2 separate regions of the Mus musculus genome follow, and region 2 is linked to region 1. Evidence: chromatin contacts called from ENCODE Hi-C or POLR2A ChIA-PET data. All regions are on one chromosome and are shown on one strand. The core of a region is the stretch at or near the end of the contact, and the rest is flanking DNA. Distances in the headings are between cores, read along the strand shown. Region 1 overlaps Lpp (LIM domain containing preferred translocation partner in lipoma). Region 2 overlaps Lpp (LIM domain containing preferred translocation partner in lipoma).

Region 1 (6,132 bases), core at 1,079-3,578:
CAGGACAGTGAATCCAAACCTTCCTGCTCCTCTTTCCATCCCCAAATGGCACTGTGCAAGGGAGGCGTCAAACAGCCTCTGCACAGGCAATGTCACGGCCAGATACCAGCTACAGGGATGGTGGGACAGCAAAGTGTCAGGCACCGCAACCGTGGCTTCCTAATCACATGTTCACTGTCCCTAGTCATGGCAATATAATCAGTTCAGACCCCACAGCTGCAGACACCACCTGCTGACTCCCACTCTTCTCATCTTTTCAACCATTTTGTTAGCACCTCGTGCTTTGAATTAATTCCTTCCACTTAAACTATACAGAATGCTTCTCCAAGTGTCACTTCTAATAGATACAGGAAGAAAAAAAAGAAAGAGCTGGTTCCTTGATCCATTCCTCTGTATCTCATGTGTCTCACTCTACGTCCTAAGATGTTTCCTATGCACAGGCAAAAATACCTCACTTGATTGCAATAAGCCAATAAATCTAGAACTCTCAAACTGATGTAACAGGTATAATAATCTAGTCAGTTACCCAACAAGCTTATGGTCAATGTAAACACCAAGCCACAGAAAACAAAGCCTGCTTATGGCAAAATTATTGACCTCTTCCTTAAAGGTTCTAGCTTGGACAGTTTTCCAGATTCACACCTCTTAGGCTTGCTTGCTGCACTCCTGGACCATCCAGCCTCACCCGGCGCCATGCTCAGGACTTGAGAAATGTTTGCTCCTTTCTCTTATCTTGGCCAAAAGATGAACGGTGCTTTGACCGGTGACCCCAGCAACATGTCCAGCACTTACAGAGTTTTGCCACTGCAGCAAGAGTTGAAGTCCCCTCCCCTGAAACATGGGTGAGTTTGAGTCTGCTCCAACCGATGGAGAAGAGAAACACAGCCTCTGACTAACAACTACTGGCTAACAACAGCATGTTGGTCAGGATTCACCCTCCCTCCTTCCTTCCCTCTATTTGCCTCTCCCTCCCTTCTTCCCTCCCTCCCTCCCATATCCCTGTCCCTTTCCTCCTTCCTTCAACCTTCCTTTTAAGGCCATCAAACTAAGTGCATGCTGCGAAGAAAATCTATCCTGGAGAACATATCCAGCCATCCTGACCTGTGACTGTCAGCATTGCGTGTCTCTAGTGCCCAACCTTTAATTCCTCCAGCCAAGACCACAGGCCTTGTAAAACAAAAGCTCTGGCCATGTAGGCAGATTTCTTCCTCCTTCTTTGTCCTGCCTAAATTCTTGACCCAGAAAACTCATGAGCATATGTGATTGTTATATGCCCTAAGTTTGCAGCCCTGACTATTCTTTCAGCTTCACCCATCCCTGCTCAGACCATTTCTTCCTACACTGATGAAGTCCATAGACGATCTTGTATGGAAATGGCTCCACTGCGTGGTTGGAAACAAGGTACAGGTTCTATCTGTTACTACAACTAGGGGACACAGCAGAGTTAATGGGGGAATTGAAGATAAACAGACACAGACCAAGAGCCTTGCTCAACTCTACATCTGCCTAGTGAGTCCACTGAGGACTATGGCCTCTGCGGGCCTCTGTGCTCTCATCTGTAAGAGGGCTGGCTGAGCATGATTAGGAAGGCTAACTGCTGAAGGGCTTGTGAGGATGAACTGAGAGCTACCCAGAAACTGCAGCCATCTCTGCAGCTATTGACTACCCAGCACTTCCTCCTTGCTAGTGTGACCTCATCCCCAACACAGCTCCACTGCCTGCCTGCTCAGCATGGAGCTCAAGGCCTCAGACATGACACGCAGGTCAGAAACACTCAATCCTGGCTAAAAAATAAGCAAAAACTCCTACCTAGCGCATCAAGACTGCAAGCTCCAGTGGCTAGGAGTGTACACCCTGGAATCTCTGGCACAGATTCAATTCCCAGCTCTGTCAGGTCTCGCTGGTGGCCTGAGCTCTCTGTGAATGTCTCTTTATATGCAGAACAGGGACAGAAATGACACTTTCCTCACAGAACCAATACAAACGAAGTAGCCACCACTTAGTCATGTCACCAAGTATGTCGGTGCATGAGCAATCCGAGACTCATTCAACTGTAAACCCTGGTGCCTGGTGTACAAGGTAAAGAGTCAGGATCCCAGCCCATCTCTCCAGCATTGTACCGAAGCCAATGCACTTCCCATGCTCCCCCACAAGCACATTTAATGGGAAATGTATCTCACTTGAACAGGGGAAAGCAGTCCAGACACACCAGGGCTGTACCTCTGGGCATAGCAAGATGATAAGGCCAATGTCAGAAACCCTGCTTTTCAGCACAGTCAGCTCCTGTGGGTAAAATTAGCTCAGCTCTGTTCCAGTGCCAACCGGAGCCCCAAGGCAAAACTCACCCCAGGCAAAGCACGACCTCACCTGACCCTCACTCTCAGGAAGGGGTCCCTCATGCACCTCATTAGGGACTGCAATGACTCACTAGGCTCTTTCCTGTCTCTGGCTGCTGAGTTCACCTCGCTGCTATCCAAAAGCGCAACTCCACAGGAGAACTAAAGACAAATGCAAGCAGCCATTTCGGCTTTCTTCCCTCCGAGGCAGCTCACAGCAAGGACTGAGAAGGCTGCTTGCAATGCCAGCTGTGTGCTGAGAAAGCTTCCTGAGTTGTATAACCCAGCTCACAGGCAAAGAGCGGGCACTTGCCCAAATAGACCCCTGAGGTGACTATCCTTAGCTTTCTACAAAAAGGACAGTGTTGACAGAAAGACAGGCCTCTGCAGTACCTCTGTACCCTACAGCACACAGCACAGTAGACTAGAAGACCGCTAGAATCTCCTCTGCACCCTGTCACCCCAGCCGAGCAAGGACCACCTCTTCTAGGACCCTCCCCATTCACACTGCTACCTGAGTAAATTCCACCCCACCACACCCGCACCCCTTACTCTAGAGCACTTAGTCAGGCACAAATGACTAAAGATACAGAAATGAGAAGAATGTCCCTTCCCCTCCAGGAAAAGCAGTGAAGTTCAACAGAGGCCCAAAAAGGAGGAAGCAGAGATAAGTAAGGTCAAAGGTCACAGGGGACCGTAGTCCCAAAGGGAATGAGCAGGCGACGGGGGCAATGTTTCAGAGGAGAAAATGCAAGTGTCAAGCCATAGAAGGTGACAGAGAATCCAGGTACATGCCTGAAGACACGGCTACCACCTGCTGACTCTCCCCTTTAATAGATGCAAAACATTTGGAATTTTACTCTGGGTGAAGAAATTAGAGACTTTGAAAAATAGAGGTAGGCCAGAACATGTTCCTGAGTCTATAATTCCACTCGTGAGGAACAGAGAACACAATCAAAAAGGGCAGGACCAGGAAAGAAGGCCAGCTGAGAATGCTAAGAGAAAGGCTGAGCTCGGGAGGGGCCCTAAAGGACGACAGGAAGGGAGGGTTGTGGAGTGGCTGCCACCATAGCTGACAATACAAGCTGAAGACAGGGCATCCTGCATCCCATGCCCCCACCCCTCCCCCCACCCCTTGTGTTCCGCTAGCAGTGACTTGCTTCCCACAGTGACAGTGACATACTGAGTCTCTTTAAAGACTTCCAAGTGCAATGTCCAAGAGGCAGTGACGTCATTCATACGTGGGCCTCCAGCTCACGAGTTCCAAACCAGAAAACCTCACGCACCCGGCAGGAACACAGATTCAAAGACAACCCAAGACAAAGTTCTGGAGCCCCTACCCCTCTGGCATGTGAGAAGGGCAGAAGCCAGCATGGAAATCTGGAAGAAAAGCTAAGGACATCAGACTGAGAGAGAGAATAATACAAAGGCCAGGAGAAACTATGCTGGCAAGTACTAGAGTTGGCATCACACAGTGGAGTGGAGCACCTCTCTCCAGACTGAAACAGGTTCGGACAAAAAGAAAGAAGAACATAGACACATGTGTAAAGATAAATAAAGAGGAGCTCAGAGACCAGCATCCCACAAAGACTCCATGTCTCCTCCCTGACTCTTTAGACTACCCTTGACCTCAGGGCACAGTGTGTACCACAGATCATCTTGTGTACTTCCTGGCCAGTCACATTTTTGAAAAGTAACAGAAATTAATTTTATTAGTGTATTCCATTTATTACAACACACCCAAATACCATTTCAAAGTAACAAAAACAAAATTTATTTACGTATACCTTTAATCCCAGCACTTGGGAGGCAGAGGCAGGCAGATTTCTGAATTAGAGGCCAGCCTGGTCTACAAAGTGAATTCCAGGACAGCCAGGGTTACACAGAGAAACCCTGTCTCGAAAATAAATAAATAAATAAATAAATAAATAAATAAAATAAAAAATAAAAGATATTTTATATCTTTTGGATACTAAGCTTTTGAAATCCGATGAGAATTTTACATGTACATGTCAATTTGAGGTATCCACATTTTGAGTTCTCCCCTACCATATGTCATTCTGATCTAGCATGGATGAATCGGGGCTCAGTATGGTGCCTGCCACACAGTGCATCTTTAAAAACATGAAGAAGTACATCTAGATGGATGAATAAAAAATCAAATGCATGAGCTACGTTGTCATTTCATTGAGAAATTTAGGAAATTTTCACCAGGTTTCTTCCCTCAATCAAGTACATTTTAGGTATGAGTCTTAGGCTATATTAAGAATAAGGCATTGATATAGCTTAATGTTAACATTAGCAGCATAATTTCCATCCCTTCTTCTTCTTTTAAAAGTCACAAATGTTGTCAATCTTTTTGGGGAAACAGAGAGGTGGTAAAACATGCTGTCACCAACTAGTCAGAGGAGCTGTTGTTCACACAGGTCTCAGACTTTACTTCTCAGTGAGTCTCAACTTTCCTTACTATAAAGAAGCCATCCTAAAATTCCACTCCACTGAGCATGTCACATAGGCTCACTCTAAGCTCATGTAAAAATACAGAGGCATTCCCATGATGAAAAGAAGAAGTATTTCCCTAACTAAATATGTATCATAGAGTGCTTCCTACTCTTGCAAAGGACCCTGCTTCAGTTCCCAGTACCCACAAGACAGTTCACAACTGCCTGTATCTCCAGCTCCAGGAGATGCAATGCCCTCACCTGGCATCCATGGGCATGTGCATAGTGGGTGCACATAAAGTCACCATTTGCTTTCATCTGACTGTACTCTAAGCATGACACACTGAAGCAGTATGGGGGCTCAGAAAAAGTCTGACGCTGAAATGATAACTTCTCAGAGGCCAAGTCACATGACAGAGGCAAAACTAAGTTGACTGGCATGCTATTTGTACTGACCCAAGTGAATCACCAGCAAGTCTTGACCACAAAGCTCTTAAGGCCTGATAACATAGGGTAGTGGACACAAATGAGCCAACACACACACACACACACACACACACACACACACACACACACACACACCTGTCTTTGCTGTAGAAGGTAGAGCCATGAAACTCTGTTGTTTAACACATACACAGTATTCAGTATACGGCACTTTCCTACACACTTCAGAAATACTAGTTGATTCCACCTTCCCCACAACCCTGTGAAGCAGCTAGCTTTATCACTATGCCCACTCTACATGTGGGGAAACTGAGGTAAAAGTAGACAGAGCACAAGACAGGGGCAGAGCTGGGGACCAAGATTCTGTGTTCGTCATAGGGCTATGCTGCCTCTCAGCTGATCTTGAATCCTTGTTTTTATTGTTACAGTGGGGGTGTAGCAGGCCCCCCACCTACTACTGTACAGCAAAAAGATACTGAGGGTGTGTGGACAGAACAGGATCTTTATTCTCTCCCTATAAGGAAGTTGTAGGAGAGGCTAAATCCTCACCAGGAATCACACCACTGACCTATGCCAAGAAGAGTTACAAACCAGAAAGACTCCCCATCCATACATGTGATCAGCACTTCCCTCTGCCATCACCAGGATGCTGTCTCAGAATAAAAGCCGTGTCTCAGGAGCAGAGAGGACAGACGCTGAGCCATCCACACTCTCGAGAATGGCCTTGCAGAGACCCTGGCAAGCACTGAAACACAAGCCCCCTTCTTCCCTGAGCATCGCTAGTGCTTGAGGCAAGAACTTTCGACCCCATTTTGTAGAAAACAGTAATGACACCTCCAGTTCTTACTAGCACGACTGCTTTTGTGCACGGAAAAGACTTGTTTCTCATGGATGACACGCACACGGATGGG
Region 2 (6,845 bases), core at 1,129-3,628, 49 kb before region 1:
TCACTTTAGAACAGGAATTGAACACCCACGTGGGTAAGCCCCTGTCTAAGCAGGGAGGGGCTTGTAAGGAGAAGGAGAGAGGGCAGCAGGAAGGCAAGAGTGGGAAGGAGATGGGAGGACAGAGGGTAAGAGTATTATATATGTGCAAGAAATTCTCAAAAAGAATATTCATGATGTATATATGATCTTCTATGACACAAGGGCCACTGAGTACCCATTAGAGCTGCTCCTGGAGTCATCTAGTTCTGAGACCGGTACCCTCATTTCAGCCTATCCAACAAGTGATTACTTGAACTCCTAAGTCCTTCTCCCAGCTCATCACTAATTCTTAGAATCATTTCTTCATTCTTGACCCAGTCTCACTGCAGACATCCCCAAATCTTCCTTCTCTCATGCCCTGCCTGACTGTACGTTAGGACCTCTCTCTCCATACTGCCAAGAAGAGGACCTTGGATGGCTGGCCACACCTCACCAACCGCGCCTCTACCTTACCCCTGCAAGAGCAACTTTTCTTCCTTAGGACCACAGTTTCGCATCATAATCTCTCTACACTTGAATATGCAATGTTAAATGCAAATGTGTAGCAGCTGCTGCTCAGGTTTTTTTTTTTTTAAGGGTTTCTAGAGGCTGGACACATGGCTCAGTAGTTAAAAGCACTGGCTGCTCTTCCAGAGAACCTGAGTTTGATTCCCAGCATCAACCTGACAGCTCACAACCATCTGTAACTACAATTTCAGGGGATCTAGCGCCCTCTTCTGGCTTCTGCAGGCACCAAATACACAGCAGCACACAGGCAAACATGGAAGCAAAACAGTCATACGCAAAATTATCTTTTGTTTTTAAAGAAAAACAATGTACAAGACATATCATTTTAGTAAAAAAGTTCATGGCATTGAAAACTGTGGTTATTTATGCCTCACATAAATAAACTGTAAACATAGCCATACATGTGAGCACGTGCACACGTGCACATTTAGACACACTGGGGAAGAGAGAGAGTAGGAAGGAATGGGGGGGGGGCGAGGGTGCTAGAAAACTTTTTTCCAAAAATTTAACAACGATCATTAAAGCAGAATGTATTCAGGGGTAAATTTTATTTTCTACTTTGTATTTTCCTGCCCTGCTTCAAATTCACTATAGTGCTTAGAAATCATTCAAGTGATAAGACCATCTAGAAATAAAAGAGAACAAAATAAAATGCAAACTAGAAGAAAACAAAAGACTCCAGAGGAAAAAGCACACGTTTGCCCTCAGGGTGTGGCAGGGCATCTATGCTCCAAGTCTTACTGTCCATCCCAGACACCTCTAGGCTAAACATGGCACACTGGAAGGCGGTATCCTTTCTTTCTCTTCTTTTCCGGTGCTTGGAATTGACTCCAAGGTCTAAAGAGGCTCTGCCACTGAGCTGCAGCCCCACTAGGCAATGCTCTTTGAAATCTCTCCTGCCATTTGTAGCTTGGCTCAGCTAAGATCCATTACTATAAATGAGGATAATATAGGGACAGCTGTAGTCTTCCAGAACCTTCCCTCAAAGGAACAAAAGCCCTTGGAATCTCTTAGGATCCCAAACAGAAAAAGAGGGTAGAGCATGCCTTCCCAGCACCCACTGTCGGCCACACCCTGCCCGTCATAAGGTTACACACCAAATGCTACAGAAACGGTGTGTTGAACTCCAGTCGCGTTGATTTCATTGTTCTGTAGCTTTCTTCATATAGCTGCTGCTGGGGCACAGCTCAGGCACAAAAAGGACACCCAAGCCCTTTGAAATACTAGATATTTAATCACTATGCCACCACGAAATCCACTTTGGCACCAGAGCAATGGTGACAGTATGTGTTGTAGCTCAGTTTTTGTGCTGAGAATGAAAACAGTCTACCTATAGAACCAGCGACCATCTCTACCAGTTATTACTGACACACACCAGCACAGGATACCCCTACAATGCTACATCGATCAAACAAGCGCAGGCTTCATAGCTCTAACTAGAAGTGCTCACGGTGAGTTTTGTTTTCTTTTTGATTTCTAGTCAGCAATTATTGGATTTTCTACATGACATTTCATTGTTATCATATTTAAAAGAAAAGAAGAAGGTGGTGGCCCCATAGGAAGATATGCCAACAACCAGCACCTTGAAGAGACAGCATCTCTCTTCAAGCTGAAGCTGGGGCTGCCTCAGAGGCACGAGTGCAGGGAACAGGCTGTAACTAGGTCACTGGATTTTGCTTCCTCACAGTAGACCTTTTGCACATGCTCGCCGGAGCTTCCAAGAGCTCAGGAGGCTAACTCTGTACAACTGCTGCGATGGACTAAAAGTGATCCAGTTACTCATGGAATCCATGCTGGAATGAGTCCCATGTTCCTGGCACGGCAGAAGGTGCCAGAAGTAAGCAGAGGCTACCCCACCCTCCTGAAGTGGACAGTGGCAGACGCTCGAGGTACAATGTGATGAGTCCTAAATGTTCCCCCTCGGAGCAGTGTGTGGCTCTAGTGAAGGGAAGATTATTTCTCGCTGGGAAAATGACAGGTGGCTTCAGGACAGTGAGTGTTCCACCACCAGGAGGTACCGGAACAAGTCGGGATGGGACAGATCCAAGGCCAGGGTACAGCTCAGCTGGCTGGCACCCAGGGGCAATGAAGAATGACCTTAATTTTGGAGAGAACACACAGTGACAGGCGACGGACTTTGGGTATTTCCACAGCAGAAAGGCAGACTGTCACTGTATGCACTGGATGCGCCTAGGGAGCATGACAACTGAAGTGGATCTTTTGTAAATTCAAGTTGGTGCAGGAAGCAAAAGGGAGACACTACAAACAAATATCCCAGTCACTGTAAACAAGACATGGTATGCTCCGGAGTACAACTGTGGGGAATGACACTTCATGACTGGAAATGACATCCGGCCAGGGTTGCCAATCTGGTGTGGAGGTAAGTAGTGAAGAAGGGAAGATGACAAAGGCCACTGCTCTGTCTTCAGGTGGCTCTCACTGATACAGTCTGGATGGCCCACTCGATTCAACGTACACTCATGCCGTTCTTATACCATCCTCTCCACTGCCTTGGACACCTGAAAAGGGCTCAGTAAATAAACTCTCAGTAAGTAACATTGTGATATTGACTGGTTGCTGGTTTCAAAACATCAAAAAAAGGAATGAAAACAAGAAGCAGGTGTTCTCCTCCCTAAGGAGACAGGCAGAAGAAAGCTAAGACCCAGGGCCTCAACCCAGCCCATTCCAGTACCAACCTAAAAGGGGAAACCTAACCATGGTTATGAATCCAAAGCTCCCAGGTGATTTTACCATGCAGCCATGGGAGAGCGTGATGGCTAGGTGGAAGCACTGACCACTGAGCACGGGGATCACAGGAATATTCCAGAAAAGCCCGCTCTCTTGCAACATCTGTTTCCCTGGCTTTGCTTCAAGAATGAGCTTCTTGTAATGACAAGGTCGGGACTGGCTGGACCTCTCGGCAGACCCTTGAAAACACCAATCAAGGGTCTCTTCTTGCAAAGGGGGCCCAGGGCTAACCTTGTCATATTCTACTCATGACGGCAGAGGGAGAGGTGAACAAGCTGAGTCTCCAGCCCTTGGTGTTGGAGAACTGCAGTGGGTAATTAACACATTGATTTTGCAGTGAGCTAAGCAAACAGCAAATAAATACACTCTCCTATTCCAAGGGTCCTCTCAACCTCTCCAAGCCTCAGTTTCCACATCTGCAAAGTGGAAAATTACAGTGTATGTCTAACATGTTTTTTTCCAGTATATCCAAGATTAGCTATGATGTTAACATCACAGTGATTATGCAGCAAATAAATTAACATGAGGATATAAAATGCTCTACAAATTGTGTTCCATGACAAGATTATCTGCTGAAAACAAAGACTAGAAGTACATGCAGGAGACAAACAATGTATAGGTCATATATGTACATACGTGTGTACACACACACATCTGAAACAGGCAAGAGGATGAGAAGGTAGTGGATATGGAAGCCATTTATAGGTAAACTGGTCCAAGGACGCTGAGGACCTTCCCCAGTGGCACTGGCACCTCCCTAGACAAATAAAGATCTATTGCCACAAGGATTGATCCATCACCAAATGGCTTAATGTATTTACAGTATTCAGCCAAAGCCATGCCTAAAGTCCATCACCAAATGTCCTCATCTGAACTCCTCTAAGAATAACAGAAAGTTTCCTGATTAGAGTTCTGAGGGATAGAGCAACTCCGTCCCTTCAATTACTACATGTGAAATTCTTAAGTAGACTTTTTCTTAAAAGATTTATGGCCTGAGGTAAAGTGAAATAATTAAAATTTAAAATATTTCTTAATGGTCATTCTGTTTAATGTTACACATGAATTCATCAAGCAGTCCTATAACCATTATAATTATAATACAATCTAAGCTCATGAAAATATTGCCATTCGATTCATATTTCATAATCACTTGATGGCTTCAAAAGGATATACTGTTCTTCCCAGATTAACTGAAATTTAGTTACTCTAAATATATATGAACCACCAATTTCTTTAATTGTTTAACTACATCTATTGTTAATGAGATGTTTTATCCATAAAATAGCTTGCACAACCATCATTGTAACATTTTACTCATAATTTTATGTTAATATTTCAATTGATTAATTAAAGAGTACAAAACACTTTAAAATGATTTCTCACTCCACACTGAATCCAAATTGCTCACCTACATTGGGAAGAACACATCTAGACATCAACAGCAACTCTGAAATACTTATCTGCTCACATTGAACGTTTTTATGTTCCTGTTCAGTCACAATGGTGTTATCATCTCTGATCATACACACAATGATTACAACACACAAACTCAATGGACCAAAATACTAACAAGGTGCGCATGGTAGCTTTCCCCTCCAAACAGTGAAATTTAGAGCTAAAACAAAGGGCAGATTTCGCTTAAATATTAAAGCAGAAGCCATATCAGGATGCTCTTGAACTGGGTTCTCTAACTCTAAGATTTATGGGCGTTTAGGGCCCACATGGAAAAGCAGCAAATACAGCATGGAAGAGACAGCAGAATCTTCAAGGCATAGGTATCAGGCCCCTACACCCAACTAGACACTGCAGCCAAATATCTAACAAGAGAGACAAATGTGCAACCATTACAATATGCATGCAGAAAGGTCTGCATATAGAGTGTGTAGTAGGGAGGGATGGGAGAGGTCAGAAAAATCTTCAGGAGACTTTCAAGCCCTGGATAGATCTTGCTTGCCCAGACCCATGAGAAGCTTAGAGACTGCATAATCATCTGACACGTGGTGGGCAGCAGCTGTATGGGAATGAACATACTCCAAGGCTATCTGCACAGGAATGAGCCTCAGCTCTGGGACCTGCAGAACAGCCGTAGGTCTCTACGCCTCCATCTATAATGGAGGGCGTATGTATACTGAGTGCCAGGTAGAGTGTGCAAGTGTCTAGCAGGCACAGCAAAATGCAATATTTAGTTTCTGGCAAAATGCAATATTTAGTTTCTTCTTTAGTACTTTCCCAGGATAAACTCACACAGTAGGTGAGCTCAGACAACTCACACAGTAGGTGAGCTCAAGACAACTCACACAGTAGGTGAGCTCAGACAACTCACAAAGTAGTTGAGCTCAAGACAATTCACACAGTAGGTGAGCTCAGACAACTCACACAGTAGGTAAGCTCAGACAACTCACACAGTAGGTGAGCTCAAGACAACTCACACAGTGGGTGAGCTCAGACAACTCACACAGTGGGTGAGCTCATACAACTCACACAGTGGGTGAGCTCAGACAACTCACACAGTGGGTGAGCTCATACAACTCACACAGTGGGTGAGCTCAGACAACTCACACAGTAGTTGAGCTCAAGACAATTCACACAGTGGGTGAGCTCAGACAACTCACACAGTAGTTGAGTTCAGACAACTCACACAGTAGGTGAGCTCAGACGACTAAAGGTCTACTACCTTTGACTTGATTCATAACCTCTTACTGAACCAACCAAGAAGCTTGCAAGGCAGTGAGACACTGCAGCAGGAGCAGTGCTTATAAGATCACTCTAACATTTTACAACATCCTTACATGGAACAGGCAAGGCTGCCAGTAGCTTCCACTTTGTTTTGGAAGCATCATGAGTAAGTATGGTATAATGATCTATCTGAGATAGCCATGATGGCACAGAGGAGGGAAACCCCACAGTGACAAACAATATAGTATATTTAACATCTTCAGAGGTCTAAATACCAGGTATCCCTGTATGTATGCTTAAGAGATCAGCATGCTGGAAGACAGCCGTGCTTTGGGAGTGGTGTTAGACAGACCATATCTTTCAGCTAACCTAAGGAGGGGCAGTGAAGGATTTCTATACCTTGTGCCTGATGGACATGAGATGTTAGTGCCTCCAATTCTGCCTCAGTCGTCCTTCACTATACAATGACTCTGAAAACTAACTCAACTTGTACAGAATCTGACACACAGGCACAACACCAGCAATGACACTAGCAAGCCAATGAATGAAACTCTTGCCCCCAGAGACTTGTGAATAGTGCATTGAGCTAATCACGGGCTGCCTTGGGCATCTGGTTACCTCAAGTCAGTTAAACCCTCTAAACCCTCTAAAACCCTGTTTTGCTGATTTAAAGGGGTTATCGGGAGCTAAAACGATGACCGAGAGATGCAAACAGAGTGGTCCAGAGGGTACAGGTGGCCCTGTCTCAGAGACATCAGGTAGTTCCAGGCTACACTGGCAACATCTAGCACTCTGTAAACTATGCTTCTTTGTGTCCATATAAGGGCAGCTTTGCTTGTTCTGGCTCTCACCTTTCTTTTGTAGTTCTGGAATGC

The links. A loop is a pair of places that touch in the nucleus more often than their neighbours do. ChIA-PET counts read pairs that join two places held with the same protein, here RNA polymerase II (POLR2A).
Region 2: a map of heart shows a loop between it and region 1 (2.1-fold over the local background). The contact joins two enhancer-like sites. A Hi-C loop is called at or near these places in 1 of 37 maps with a recorded cell type or tissue (heart). POLR2A ChIA-PET finds 5 or more read pairs at or near these places in 2 of 5 experiments (Patski and embryonic stem cell).

What each region holds. Positions count from the first base shown.
Region 1 is chr16:24,431,036-24,437,167 of GRCm38, reverse strand. The region is part of intron 1 of Lpp (LIM domain containing preferred translocation partner in lipoma); the gene reads right to left. Among named protein-coding and RNA genes, the nearest start is that of Gm24440, 28 kb to the right of the region's middle. Within about 2 kb of position 2,328, at least 2 of the 3 ENCODE cell types and tissues checked have a DNase peak (open chromatin) inside an H3K27ac peak, as active enhancers do; they include heart, where a contact is called at or near this core.
Region 2 is chr16:24,479,397-24,486,241 of GRCm38, reverse strand. All of the region lies in intron 3 of Lpp (LIM domain containing preferred translocation partner in lipoma), which reads right to left. Among named protein-coding and RNA genes, the nearest start is that of Gm24440, 76 kb to the right of the region's middle. Within about 2 kb of position 2,378, at least 2 of the 3 ENCODE cell types and tissues checked have a DNase peak (open chromatin) inside an H3K27ac peak, as active enhancers do; they include heart, where a contact is called at or near this core.